Regions from separate parts of the Homo sapiens genome. Here all the other regions are linked to region 1. The links are chromatin contacts, found by Hi-C in ENCODE. All regions are on one chromosome and are shown on one strand. The core of a region is the stretch at or near the end of the contact, and the rest is flanking DNA. Distances in the headings are between cores, read along the strand shown. Region 1 has its middle 73 kb from the start of LINC00581. Region 2 holds the start of MBOAT1 (membrane bound glycerophospholipid O-acyltransferase 1). Region 3 overlaps LOC101928573 (a long non-coding RNA gene). Region 4 holds the start of E2F3 (E2F transcription factor 3). Region 5 overlaps LINC03005 (long intergenic non-protein coding RNA 3005).

What was found. Hi-C counts contacts between places; a loop is a spot of excess contacts on that map. Pooled maps may share reads with other maps.
Region 2: a map with no recorded cell type shows a loop between it and region 1 (13-fold over the local background). The contact joins the promoter of MBOAT1 here to the enhancer-like site in region 1. A Hi-C loop is called at or near these places in 11 of 37 single-sample maps with no recorded cell type and 11 of 50 pooled maps.
Region 3: a loop to region 1 is called in a map with no recorded cell type, with 20 times the contacts of the local background. The contact joins two enhancer-like sites. A Hi-C loop is called at or near these places in 6 of 37 single-sample maps with no recorded cell type and 4 of 50 pooled maps.
Region 4: a loop to region 1 is called in a map with no recorded cell type, with 19 times the contacts of the local background. The contact joins the promoter of E2F3 here to the enhancer-like site in region 1. A Hi-C loop is called at or near these places in 19 of 37 single-sample maps with no recorded cell type and 11 of 50 pooled maps.
Region 5: a loop to region 1 is called in a map with no recorded cell type, with 16 times the contacts of the local background. The contact joins two enhancer-like sites. A Hi-C loop is called at or near these places in 2 of 37 single-sample maps with no recorded cell type and 2 of 50 pooled maps.

What each region holds. Positions count from the first base shown.
Region 1 is chr6:21,437,336-21,440,035 of GRCh38, forward strand. No RefSeq gene overlaps it. Among named protein-coding and RNA genes, the nearest start is that of LINC00581, 73 kb to the right of the region's middle. Within about 2 kb of position 1,281, at least 4 of the 41 ENCODE cell types and tissues checked have a DNase peak (open chromatin) inside an H3K27ac peak, as active enhancers do.
Region 2 is chr6:20,211,185-20,213,884 of GRCh38, forward strand. It overlaps MBOAT1 (membrane bound glycerophospholipid O-acyltransferase 1), which reads right to left and starts at 1,285. Exons shown (of 13, transcript NM_001080480.3): 1 at 952-1,285. The coding sequence starts at 1,050. RefSeq lists a silencer at 1,091-1,630 and an enhancer at 1,813-2,313.
Region 3 is chr6:20,318,810-20,321,509 of GRCh38, forward strand. LOC101928573 (a long non-coding RNA gene) reads left to right here. Exons shown (of 4, transcript XR_007059489.1): 3 at 2,393-2,700. Among named protein-coding and RNA genes, the nearest start is that of E2F3, 82 kb to the right of the region's middle. RefSeq lists enhancers at 925-1,004, 1,745-1,794. Within about 2 kb of position 1,367, at least 13 of the 41 ENCODE cell types and tissues checked have a DNase peak (open chromatin) inside an H3K27ac peak, as active enhancers do.
Region 4 is chr6:20,400,629-20,403,328 of GRCh38, forward strand. E2F3 (E2F transcription factor 3) reads left to right here and starts at 1,251. Exons shown (of 7, transcript NM_001949.5): 1 at 1,251-1,997. The coding sequence starts at 1,605. It overlaps LOC124901482, which reads right to left and starts at 2,144. Exons shown (of 3, transcript XM_047419652.1): 1 at 1,797-2,144; 2 at 1,641-1,752; 3 at 113-1,534. The coding sequence starts at 2,144. The coding sequence ends at 927. RefSeq lists silencers at 826-1,065, 1,916-2,385, 2,586-2,700 and an enhancer at 1,164-1,688.
Region 5 is chr6:22,656,328-22,659,027 of GRCh38, forward strand. All of the region lies in intron 2 of LINC03005 (long intergenic non-protein coding RNA 3005), which reads right to left. It overlaps LOC105374973 (a long non-coding RNA gene), which reads left to right. Exons shown (of 5, transcript XR_007059497.1): 5 at 1,603-2,700. Among named protein-coding and RNA genes, the nearest start is that of LINC03005, 60 kb to the right of the region's middle. Within about 2 kb of position 1,409, at least 3 of the 41 ENCODE cell types and tissues checked have a DNase peak (open chromatin) inside an H3K27ac peak, as active enhancers do.

The DNA of each region.
Region 1 (2,700 bases), core at 31-2,530:
GCCTTGGCCTCCCAAAGTGGTGGAATTACAGTCGTGAGCCACCACGCCCGGCCTAATGTATCTATTTATATCTAAAAAATGATGCCACACAGTAGTCGCATGTTAGTTAGACACATGGAAACAAAAACAGTGATGAGATTTTTAAGTGGATAATCCAAGGAGTAGAAACGAAGGGTCAGGAGGGATTGCAGCGGTGGGCTGTAATTTTTCATTATAGGGCTTGTAGAATTGTTTGATTTTTAAAAATTATGTACACATTTCATTTTGATAAAATAGCAAATTAAGTGGAAACCAAAAAAATAAATAAATGAACTTTCAAGTGACTGGTAGGCAGCTGGTGCACAGCATCTGCCACCACCAGCAATAGTCATGTGTTCGACACATGCCCTGGTGGCAAGAGGAATTTCCAGCTGAGACATTGCCATAACCAACTCAGTTTTCCCTTTTGATTAGTATTCATCCTTCATGCCTGCATGCTTGTGGTTAGCACACAAACTGAAAAAAAAAGTGCATGGAAAAGTTGGATCCAGAGTCTCAGACACTGCAGGTGTTCTCCGAGTTGTTAGTCTCCATTCTAATACAGTCCAATAAGGACCACAAACATCAAACATAATGGAGAACTGCCTGCAACCAAAGCCAGGGCATGGAAAAATTGCTCATTAAAAATTATTCTGCGGTTACAGTTTTGAACTGGCATGGATAAAAAGTGGAGCAGAGGCCGGGTGCAGTGGCTCATGCCTGTAATCCCAGCACTTTGGGAGGCCGAGGCAGGCGGATCACAAGGTCAAGAGATCGAGACCACCCTGGCCCACATGCTGAAACCCCATCTCTACAAAAAATATAAAAATTAGCTGGGCGTGGTGGTGCGCCTGTAATCCCAGCTACTCAGGAGGCTGAGGCAGGAGAATCGCTTGAACCCGGGAGGCAGAGGTTGCAGTGAGACAAGATCGCGCCACTGCACTCCAGCCTGGTGACAAAGTGAGACTCTGTCTCAAAAAAAAAAGTGGAGCAGATGGTCATATTCAACATGGTGAAAGGCTCTGTGAAAGCAAAACAGAAACCATACACCCGCAATGGCCACCAAAACGGCTGCTGACATACGATCACTCTTTTCTTGATGCTGCTCTCTGTGCTTTAAATGTATTTTCTCTTTGAAATGATCACTTTCAAGTGTGTTTATTAAATTCTGTCTCCCATGTTAGGTTGACAGGAAGTATGTAGTATTTGGGAAAAGGCACAGGAGGCAAAAATAAGATACTAGATATCAAGGGATGTGTTGGATTACTCAGGACAGGCTAGGATATGCCACAATAAAGAAAAACCCCAAACCTCTGTGACTTAACGTTTCCCACCGCATATGCAAAGTGGGTCTGCAGAGGGCCTCTGATGATCTAAGTACCTCAAAGTTCTAGAGTGGTGCATATTGCCATGATCAGTTCCTCTCAAAGCTGACTCAAAGCGATGTGTCTCACTTCTGCTCATATTTCATTAGTCAAAGCCATTCATGTGGTCATGTCTAAATTTAAAAAGGTGAAAGAAGGCAATGTTATCCAGAAAGAGAGCTGGAATACTTGTGAACTCTTCCAACTCAATCCAGTATTCCCTCTGCTCTAAAACATAGCTATATAGCACATAGAATATAAATTAGTTACGTTTATTTTTATCCAAAGTATACTTTTCCTAGATATGTCTTACTCCAGAAAATTATTATCCTTTAAAGGCAGATGATGAATCTGGCTAGAGGAGGAGGGCCTGGAAGGTTATATGAGGTACTAACGTTATGTAAAGTGATGTGGTTTCCTTTTTCTCTTCCTGTGGTTGAATGATGTAGCACACTATTTGCAGACCAATCCTGGTCTTCCTTAAGTGGTTTCTATAACAAGATAATTTTCTTTCACCAATCACTAACCAATTTATTTTCACTTCCAAGTGGAGCCTTATTTGTGCCTCAATTTTAGAGATTGTGAGTTTAAAAGAACACCACCTTCTGCCTGTTTAAGAAATAACCCAAGGTGCCCTGGAAATAAAAATGCAAATGCACGAATGGGAAAGCTTTATTTAGCTAAATCTCAAAGCAACAGTTGTGCTTTGAGAAGAAGTTAAGGGAAGAGGAGTGGCAGGACTGGACATTCAAAGAAGGATAATTTTCAGAATGAGATAGTGTGGAGTGGAGGAGGAATAGAGATTTCCATCCCTGGGCACGAAATAAGGAAACGTATTTTTCTGCAGTTATTTGTGAAGAACTTCAGTGATAAGCACTGTGCTTCTCCTTAAATAAAGACTGAAACAGAGAAGTAGCAGTTCCAAATACTTAGCCAAAGTTCCCAAAACCTTTGATCCAACAATTCTAAATACTTAGTGCATCAAATCCAACTACAGTCACAACTCTGTGCTAAAACTCAAGCAACAAGAAAGCTGAAATAATCAGAACTCTTTATTACCTTGGAATAAGAAAAAGCACATGGCAAATAAACCAGTTGAAATCGGGCACACCTTCAAAAGAAAAGCAATTCCCAGGGTGTTACAGGGTCAGGACCGCCTTTAGCCAATTTCTCAACTTTTTTAAAACACATGTTATGCTCAGGCAGAAATAAACTTCATTGAAATGAATTACTGTCTTAACTTTGTTCAGTTTGAACTTCAACATCTTTATGATGGAAGGTACCAACTAATCTGAATGGTAACTACAAGGCCCTTAAC
Region 2 (2,700 bases), core at 35-2,534, 1.2 Mb before region 1:
GGGTGTGCGCAAAGGGCAGCAGGTGTGCTCTTGTTAAAAGGAAAGGAAAAGGAGCACTGGTGAGAGGAAGGGGAAGAAAACCAGGCAAAAAAGCATGAAACAAAACAGGAGCGCAGTGGGTCCTCCCCCAGCATGCCCTGCCCAATTCTATTTAAATCAACATTTACTGATTGGGTCACTACTAAGTATCCCGCAGATCTAGCCTGCAGCACCTGAAGAGACAAGGAAATGAGTAAGACGGGCTTCATCTTCAGGAAGGTTTCTTGCCAGGAATCACTGTTGTTGCCATTTTTAATTTTAATGGTTGTAGATAATTCCTGGACAGTTCAAATAACTTCACTGGGGCCCCTCTCCTCCCCCTAACCTGTCCTACTCAGAAGCTCCAGCCCCAGGCATATGAGCCAACCGAACCCTGGGAAAACCAAAGTGTCCTTGTGTGTCCCGCATCACACACGGTACAAAATAACTGTCACCCCTGAACAAGCCTCGCCTCAGAAGTCTAAAACCCAGGTCCTGCATTCAAAATCTATAGACTACCGTCTACAGATTCATCGCGCTTGTTTTTTAAGTAGGGTCATCTAAATTAAAAACAATAACGACTTGAGGACACTGATGAAAGAAACACTGGTTTCATGTATCAGACTACTTCAGAACTTGATTACAGGAAACGAGGCAATCCCAAACTTAAAGAAAAAAAAGTTCAGTAGAACTTGCCGCGCAGGCTGTACCAATATTTTTTCACACTTACAAGGAGAAAAACACTAACACCAACTCAAGAAGGGAAAACACACACACACACACACACACACACACACACACAAAAACCAACTGTCTAGTGTGTGGCTGTAAAATACGCCATGGAGGCGGAGGGACGGTGGCTAACACTTTCGCCCGCCCCGTGCACGCGATCGCTGGGGAGCTGGGGTCGCTGCGCTCCCGGCCTGCAGTTACCTGGTCCAGCGGGATGCCCAGGAGCTCGCTGAGCGGGTGCAGGTAGGTGGAGCCCGTGGTGCGGTAGGAAAGGCTGGACGGCTGCGGCTCTGCTGCCATCCTGCATCTTCGGGAGGTGGCTGCCCCTGTCCCAGCCCGCAACACCCCCTGCTCGGCGTCCTCCCGCCCGGGTGCTCTTGGGTGGTTGCCCCGAGAGGCGCACGGCCGCCTGGTTCGCGGGGGAGCGAACGGGAGGCCGGGGAATGCGAACCGGCGCAAACTCTCGAGGCGCAAACTCTCGAGGCGCAAACTTGGCTTTGGCGCTGGCGCTGCAGCCACGGGCGCCGTAGGAGGGCCGGGCCCAAGGCGCCCCGCTTCCCGCTCCCTTCCTCTCCGCGCCCATTGGCCCGGCCGCTCGGGACGGCCCCGAGAGGAGGGAAGGAGGGAGGAAAAGTGGGGACTCCGAGCCCGGCCCCCAAGCGCCGCCCGGCCCGCCCAGCCTGGCCTGCACCGAGGCCGACCGGGAGAGGGAAAGCGACGCCAGCGGGCGCCGCCGCCTGGCCCTGCAGCTGGAGGCGGGACGCGCCTTTCCTCCTCCCGGGCTGACCGTCCTAGCCCCCCGCCAGACAAAACGACCTCACCCAGCGGGCGCCTTCCACTAGAGAGCACCACCCACCCCGCCCCACCCTGTTTTGGTTTCGCCGCCGCAGTCGAAGCGGCTGAGTGGCTGCGTTTCCCTTTCAAGCCGTAGAGGGTTCCTCTGCCGGTGGCTGGAAGCTGGAGCGCCGCAGCCACCAGACTCCCTACTTCCTTTACCCTCCTCTGCGCTAGGCATAGTTTCCTACACCCTGATCTGACATGTTCGGTGTCACACAAGCAAATACAGGGGACTGCTAGCTTCGGGTCACTTCCGTCTCTGTGGAGTGAGAGTTATTTCACCTCTGTAAGAAACGGTGTTTACTGTCATACTATGTGCATTCTGATAAGTCATTTGCATGCCACGGGTCCTCAAAAAGGGTGCCTTGCTCCTTAACTTGTCTGCCCCCGAACACCCACACATCAATGTTACTTGGAAAACTTTTCCAAGTTATTGCTAGGTTCTGAGAAACATAAAAATCTTGAAGATCCTTTTCAGGAATCGCTAGCTGATGAAAAAGGGTTTCAGGAAGGTAATATTCTGGGCTGCTGGGTAGAAAACCAAAGAAAGTGAGCTCACGTGGCCCCCAGCCTCCGCTGGGTAAACCGGCATTCGATCAGACAGGCAATGACTTTCGGGGCCGACTTTATCAATGTGGCCTCCAGCTTCAAATTAAACCGAAGGCCTGTCAGGCACTGGCAACAACTTACTCTCCAAGACTCAGGCCTCACTCTTGCCTTCTTCAGGAGTTTTATCACCATCAAACTGCACTGAGCATTAAATTGCCAGGCCAGAGTTTCTCAACCTATGTCCCCTGTGGAGGAGGAAAAAAAAAAGTCTGTACCACCACTCCCACAAGCTAACCGAATGGAGATGTCACCACCAGATGATAATCTCTACCACTCACAAGCAAACCCACACTACAGACAGACAGACACATGCACACACGCACACAGGCATATACTTGAGGATCACTAGGCTAGATAGGTTCATTTAATATCATAGAGTCCTGGAAAATGACCAGCATTGGAGCAACATTCATCTTATCTGGAGCTAGATGACAGCTGAAGTGAGGTATATGAGAGCAGACGGAGCTTTGTTTAAAAGGAAAAAAAAATCAACACTCAGATATG
Region 3 (2,700 bases), core at 117-2,616, 1.1 Mb before region 1:
ACTCTGGCCGCGCTTGAGAAGCCCTTCAGCCCACCGCTGCACCGTGGGAGCCCCTTTCTGGGCTGGCCAAGGCCGGAGCCGGCTCCCTCAGCTTGCGGGGAGATGTGGAGGAAGAGGCGCGGGCAGGAACCGGGGCTGTAAGGGGCGCTTGCGGGCCAGCGCGAGTTCCGGGTGGGCGTAGGCTCGGCCGGCCCCGCACTCGGAGCGGCTGGCATACCTGCAAGCCCCGGGCAGTGAGGGGCTTAGCACCTGGGCCAGCAGCTGCTGTGCTCCATTTCTCGCCGGGCCTTAGCTGCCTCCCCGCGGGGCAGGGCTTGGGACGTGCAGCCCGCCATGTCTGAGCCTCCCCTACCCTCTCCTGACGGGCTCCTGCGCGGCCTGAGGCTCCCCTACGAGCGCCGCTCCCTGCTCCATGGGGCGCCCAGTACCATCGACCGCCCAAGAGCTGAGAAGTGCGGGCGCACAGCGTGAAACTGGCAAGCAGCTCCACCTGTGGCCCCAATGCCAGATCCACTGGGTGAAGCCTGCTGGGTTCCTGAGTCTGGTTGGGACTTGGAGACTCTTTATGTCTAGCTAAGGGATTGTAAATACACCAATCAGCACTCTGTATCTAGCTCAAGGTTTGTAAACACACCAATCAGCACTCTGTGTCTAGCTCAGGGTTTGTAAATACACCAATTGACACTCTGTATCTAGCTAATGTAGTGGGGAGGTGGAGAACTTTTGCCTCTAGCTCAGGGATTGTCAATGCACCAATCAGCACCCTGTGAAAATGGACCAATCAACTGTCTGTAAAACAGACCAATCAGCTCTCTGTAAAATGAACTAATCAGCAGGATGTGGGTGGGGCCAGATAAGAGAATAAAAGCAGACTGCCTGAACCAGGAGTGCCAAATTGCTCCACTATACTTTCATATTGTGGTGGTTATGTTTTTTGGGTTTAGGCTGCTTTTATGAGCTGAAAAATTGTGAAAGTACGTAGCTTTACTCCGGAAGCCAGTATAAGCTATGAACCCACGAGGAGGAAAAAACAATTTTAATGTATATTGCTTTAAGTGCGGTAAGTCACCACGAAGTATATGCAGTCTTTACTTCCGACCCGGCATAGACCATGAGCTCTCGAGAAAAACTGACCGCATCAGAAGGAACAAACTCCAGACACACTCTCCTTAACTGTAACATTCGTGTGACAACAACAACTTCCTTGTTGAAGTCAGACCAATTCTGGACACAGTGGTAGTGAGAGAGAACGGTATGGCAGTACCCTTCACTTGCTCTCAGTTCCTCTTTGTCCTCTGCTCATTCTGGTTGTGCTTGACAAGCCTTTCGGCTCAGCGCTATACCGTGGGAGCTCTTTAGCTGACTGAGGCCGGAAGCAGCCGCGTTGGGTTGCAGGGAGGTGCGGCAGGAGAGGCACGGGCGGGAACCTGTACTGCACGCAGGTGGGCGTGGTGAGCCTTGCACTGAGAGCAGCAAGGGGCTTAGCACCTGGGCCAGCAGCTATGGAAGGTGTGCTGGATTCCCCCAGCAGTGCTGGCCCACGAGTTCTGTGTTCAATTTCTTGCTGGGCCTTAACTGCCTCCTGGCAGGCTATTTGTATGGCTCAGGACCAGCAGCCCGTCATGCCTGAGTCTCCCCATCTTTTTGTGGCCTCCTGTGCCGCTTGAGTTTCCCAGATGAGCGCTGCCCCCTCTTTCAGGGCACCTGGTCCCATCCGCTGCCCAAGGGCTGAGGAGTGGGGGGGTGCGTGGTGTGGGACTCATAGGTAGCTCCACCTACAGCCCCAGTGTGTGATTCCACTGGGTGAAGCCAGTTGGGCTCCTGAGTCTAGTGGGGACTTAGAGAATCTTTGTCTAGCTAAGGGATTGTAAATACGCCAATCAGCACACTGCGTCTAGCTCAGGGTTTGTGGATGCACCAGTCGGCACTATCTGGCTCAAGGTTTGTAAATGCACCTATCAGCCCTCTTGTCTGCAAAGTTTGTAAATGCACCAATCAGCGTTCTGTCTACAAGGTTTGTAAATGCACCAGTCAGCACTCTGGCTACAAGGTTTGTAAATGCATCAATCAGCACTCTGTCTAGCTCAGGGTTTGTAAATACACCAACTGACACTCTGTGTCTAGCTAATCTAGTGGGGAGGTGGAGAACTTTTGTGTCTAGCTCAGGAATTGTAAATGCACCAATCAGCACCCTGTCAAAACGGACCAATCAGCTGTCTGTAAAACAGACCAATCGGCTCTCGGTAAAATGGACCAATCAGCAGGATGTGGGTGGGGCCAGATAATAAAAGCAGGCTGCCGGAGCCGGCAGTGGCAAGCCGCTCGTGTCCCTTTCCACCCTGAAAATTTTGTTTTTTTGTTCTTTGCAATAAGTCATGCTGCTGCTCCCTAGGTTCACCCTGCCTTTGTGAGCTGTAACACTCACCGTGAAAGTCTGCAGCTTGACTCTTGAGCCAGTAAGACCAGGAGCCCACCAGAAGGAGGAAACTCCGAACACATCTGAATATCAGAAGGAACAGAACACATCTGAATATCAGAAGGAACAAACTCCGGACACGCTACCTTTAAAAACTGTAATACTCACCGCGAGGGTCTGCGGTTTCATTCATGAAGTCAGTGAGACAAAGAACTCACCAATTCCGGACACAGTGGGAGCAAAGGCATGGCAGGAGGAGAGAACTGCGTGTGTGAGGAATAAAA
Region 4 (2,700 bases), core at 1-2,500, 1.0 Mb before region 1:
AGTCTCTACATACATAACTTCCCCCACATTCCTGCAGGGGTCTCTTTTCCTGCTCAATCTCAGGAGCAAGCTTTAATTTTAAGACCCATGAATACTTGAACAAATTCAGGAGTCAGTTTGACACATCATTTTATATTTTTCTGATGACAATTTCTAGTTTACTTTTTAAAAAAAGACACTATTTTAAAAATACTTTGGGATAGGTTTGAGTCGTTGTGTTTGCTTCCAGTCAGAGAACTTCCTACAAAACTGAAGATATAAAGTGCTGATGCCTGGGCGTGCCTGCGTTCGTTGGGGGCACGACGTCATCGTGGGAAGCGTGTACTTTTTCGGATTACTGCTTGGCGGATTAGAAACCCGTAGATCAGTTCTAGGTTAGCCCTGATTAACTGCCCTGGGTGTTTCTGGGCCAGAGGGAATGTCTGCTGGATTCAAACCAATATCCGTTGTAAGACAAAAGAGTTAATTTGTACTTTACCCCTATCCAGGCTAATAATGAAGGTACCGGGAATGATCTGGAATGTTAACTGGTGCCCGCAATCGCGTCTGCTGAACCTTCTGCCCCCACGATTCTGTCTGCCCACATGCTTCTGTCTATCAGCCCCGGCCTCGGGATCAGCTCTCGCCGCGTCATTGGTTGGATTTCAGGAAGGGAGAAGCCCACGATTTAAAGGGCTCCTTTTGCACCTGCCAGACATCGTCCGCATGGTCCAACTTGCCTTTGGCACGTATCTGGAAAAATCTCCTGCGCTGTTCGTTTATTGCACTGACTGGTCAAAGGAAAGAGTGTTCCCTTAGTCACCTTGACAATTTCCAAAAGCGAAACTTGGGCTCTAGACTAGATCTACACTGAGTCTGCGGGGCGCGGAGTCCCTGCCCAGGTCAGTAGCGCCGGCCCGGCGGGCGGGCGGGGACAGGGGCGGAGCCTAGGCCAGGCGTGGTCTTCCGTGGGAGAGAAGGAAATTCTTTGCCCCACCCCCTAAAAACTGCTCTTCTGCCAGCCAATCAAGGAGGCCTATGCAAATAGGGTCCCTGTCGCCCCGGTAACCATGATGCACGGCAGCCAATGGAAACCAGCAAGTCGCGGCCCTGCTCCATGATTGGGACTGAAGTAAGGAGGTAGCGGCCCAATGGGCTGTGGGAACGGTCCTCGGCGGGTTGAGGGGCGGGGATATGCAAATATGGTTTGAAAAGCCGGCGGGAAATCCGAGTTTCGCGGGAGGACCTTGGCGCGTAAACCGTATCCCTTCATTCATTGTCAGCAGCAGCTTCCTGGAGCCATTTTTCAGCTGCCGGCCGCAGCACCCGGGCTGCCGCCGCCGCCTCGCAATCCGTTGCATCGGCCGCCCCCGACGCCTCCATCCCCGCTTGGGGCCCGATATCCGTGCGGCCGGGACCCTCCTCTCTCCAGAGCCCCGATTATTTTTGGCCCCCGGGGCCTGTGCGGTGCGGAAAAATAAAAAGAAAAGAGAGAGAGGGGGCTCGGAAGCGCCGGGCGGGGAGGAGAGAAGGAGGAGAGACTTGGAAACTCCGACTGCAAATAATAAAGAAATTGAAAACAATACATTAATATACCATAACACTAAAAAGAGCAGGAGCGAGAGATGAGAAAGGGAATCCAGCCCGCTCTGGAGCAGTACCTGGTGACCGCCGGGGGTGGGGAGGGGGCGGCTGTCGTCGCCGCCGCCGCTGCAGCCTCCATGGACAAAAGGGCACTGCTAGCCAGCCCCGGCTTCGCCGCCGCCGCCGCCGCTGCCGCCGCCCCGGGCGCGTACATCCAGATCCTCACCACGAACACTTCCACCACCTCCTGTTCCTCCTCCCTCCAAAGCGGCGCCGTAGCCGCCGGCCCCCTCCTCCCCAGTGCCCCCGGCGCGGAGCAGACCGCCGGCAGCCTCCTCTACACCACGCCGCACGGACCCTCCAGCAGAGCCGGGCTGCTGCAGCAGCCACCAGCGCTGGGACGCGGCGGCAGCGGCGGCGGCGGCGGCCCTCCGGTAATACCCTCCCTCCCCACCGTCCCCAGCCCCGGCGGGAGGTGGGCTCGCACCGCGCGGGGTCGTGGGCGCGCTGCGGGCCGCTCGGGGAGAGCACTGGGCCGAGCATCGTGGGCCTCGGGGGCTGCCCCTCCAACGAGGGTTCATTGTTAGACCTGAGTGCTCTTCCCGGCGCCAGGAGGGTCGGGGGGCTCGGCCAGGCGCGCGGGGCGGCGGGGATTGCCTTGGCGCGAACCACATCAAACACTCCAAAACTTTTCGCGGCCCCCCCTTCTTTTCCTGCACTTTTCCCTACCCCCACTCTCCCTTCCCCTCCAACTCGAAGCTTCCTCTTTCTCGGGCGTAGGAAGGGGTCACGCCCCGGATGGAGAAGGGGGTGGGGGAGGGAGTAGTGAACTGGGGTGTGGGGGGCTCTGAGGGGTTGAAACCGGGGGACTGTTGGGGTGCTAGCCCCCAGTCGGCCTTGGAGGCTCGTTGGCGGCCGGGGGTCCCTGCGGCGTGCTCGGAGCGCAGGGGATCGGCGGGGCTGCGCTTGACACATTTTAGGATCTGTAACTCCCGGCAACAAAGGGGCTGGGGGAGGTGGAGGGGAGTCGGGCGTGGGGGAGGTGGGGCTGGAAGCCGGGTGCGGACTGGGGCGTGGGCTGTCTGGGGTGAGGGGCTCGCGGGCTGGCGCTCTGGCCTGGGCGCATCCTGGCAGTGG
Region 5 (2,700 bases), core at 159-2,658, 1.2 Mb after region 1:
GTGACCCTACCAACCTATAGGTGTGCAGTGCATCAGCTGCTGCAACTTGTTACCCAACTGCTGCCTCTGGTCAATTAACAAAAATAAACTTCTTTCATAAAGGCAACTTGTTGGCAAAGATTTTCTTACTTAGTAAGTCTTTCCACCTCTGGTATTATAACAGAGAGGCCAAAACAAAATTAAAATTAAGATTGTCATCAGTAAGTTCTCAGGGTTAAGTACGTATACCGCTTTTGAGTTATCTTTAAAACAACTTAAGCCAAATCCTCCCTTAAAAATAATGGTTTGAATTAAATCTCATGTCTCCCAACCTGCAATCCATGATGAACAAGCTGAACTACAGCCTTAAACAACAGAGAAATCCTTGGAACCAACATTTAATTAAAAAGACCATTAGACGGTGCCTCATTGGAAGCACAGAACATGCTTAAATGAATTTTTCAATATGTAGATAAATGTTTTACCATTAGGGTTTCTTAAAGGAAGTAAAAATTGGCAACTCATTAAGAGTGTACATAGGTACTATAAACAGACAACAAAGTGCCTCTGGCATGTTTCATGATTTAGACATCAAAAGAAAAAGTCATAAAATCTACTTGCAGTAAAACAAAGTCCATTTTTCCTCAACAAGGCTGGTATCTATTAGCTACCTCATATGTGGAGAAAGAAAAGTTACCAGTCCTTTAATCAGATATATCTGAAATGTTTTGGGAATAAATATGAAATAGCGAAGAGTGTATGTATTTGATGTTTTCTATTTTTTACACTATACAAATGAGAATGACCTTGGTGGTTTAAAACATTCATCCTCTCTGTTTCTAATAATACCTACAATCAGTTGTGTGTATTAAAAGCTTTGTTAATAATCTACAAGTGGTAGGTGACCTCAGCATTTAGTTCTGTGGTTTAAAGCATGACCAAGATTGTGTTTTTGTTTTCCCCATTTTACAGCTAAAAAGTATGATGTTAAAAATACTGACAAAAACGAGTTGTTGCTATAAATATGTGAATCAAATGGGAATTTTCTGGACTTTGTTATTATGAACATTGCACAAAGAAAAAGCCAATGCATCACACCAGAATGTCAGTGGGATAGAGTACTGAGCCAAAGGAAAAGGGCAAAGAGCCCACTTTGGTACACCTGGAGTAGATTACACACATGGGGTTGATCTTTCCCTTGAAGCCAAAAAGCTCTGGTAATGTGCTCTCCACAGTACATGATAGAGCAGGGTAAAGCTGGAAATTAATCACCCAGTGCTACCAGAGCAGTTCATTACATGCAATTGACAGCTTCCTCTCTGTATTTTTAGATGGCTAAGAATCAAGTAGTTGCACATCAAAATGTGATTTTTTTTCTTGCTTCTTGGCACAGGACCCGTATCTGTCATCATTTCATGTCCTCAAAGGCCTGAGAGAAGCTGCCATCCTTGGGCAACAAAGGATGCCATGCAAAGCAGCTCAGAACTTGAGTTGTTTCAACAGATGCTGTTTTATGTTTTGCCAAAGAATGGCCCCTTTTATTTCTGTCATGAATGCAGTCTTTCTTTCAGTTTCTAAATGTTTGCCAGTATTAACCCTAATCCTTATCTGTCATTCTTTTAGGATGATGGGCTGTCCTTTTTCCTTTGGAACCAGCATAACCTTCACCATGTAAATATGGATTGCAAAGAAATGGAAACGTGGTGCTGTTCACCTTACAGCCCCTGATGATTTCTTATAGTGGGGGAGAGGGGGATTGCACTTCAAGGTCAGAGTAGCTGAGCCACGTTATTCCAGTGTAAGAAAAAATGCTAACATTGAAATGAGCAATTTTCCCCTGTAAAGATTCTCTGCCTAGGGGAATAGAAAGATCAGAAAAGGGAGCTGGTGGAGGAAAGAACTAGAATAAACAAAGCAAGCTCAGAACAATTTATTCCTATGTTTGTTTACTGAAATAGAACCAGGAAGGACCGATGAAGGTCTGAATTAATGTAATTTATAAGAAGAGAGGCTCCCCTCCAAGGCAATGAAGTGATCTCTTTCCAAATATGTAACCAGGAGTGGCTCCCTATAAACCCAAGGCATGTCAGGGCAAAGATGGTATTCCAGATCTTTACAGCCTCCCCACTTTTTGCCTCAGAGAGAGTTCCTAATTCACCATTTAGGGATTCAGAATTGTTAATCAAACTTGCTCTGATGAAATTTTGAGGGTTGTTCTGTTTCTTGTCACAAGTTGAATTGTTCAAAAGCACTGCATCACAGATCTGATTTTCCGCATTGCGCTAGCATTTTCTTACCTTGGGGCAGGCAAAGGGCTAGTCAAACTTTAAAATTGGAACTTCTTCCATTTTTTTCCCTCAGAGCATTTGAAGTTTTTTTGTTTTGTCTGTTTGCTTTGTGTCTGTTACATTTCTCTATTTTGCTTTTCAAGTGCAAAACTACTGTGCTGGAGATGATAGAGGGGATACATAAAGGGGGAAAATACATGCTCAAGGAAGTTCACAGAGTGGATACTCTATATCCAATAATAACAGTGAGGAAAGAAAGAATGCAGTTGAAGATATGAGGGGCAGAGTAATACAGAGATTTTCACAGATTTAGAGGATTGCTGCCCAAATCCTTCTGTTTCTCTCTTTTTGTTCCTAGTGAGAGTTGTTAAAATAGCTAACATCAACATGCCTATTCTGCACAGAGGAAGGATATATGAAGAAAGCAAGAAAC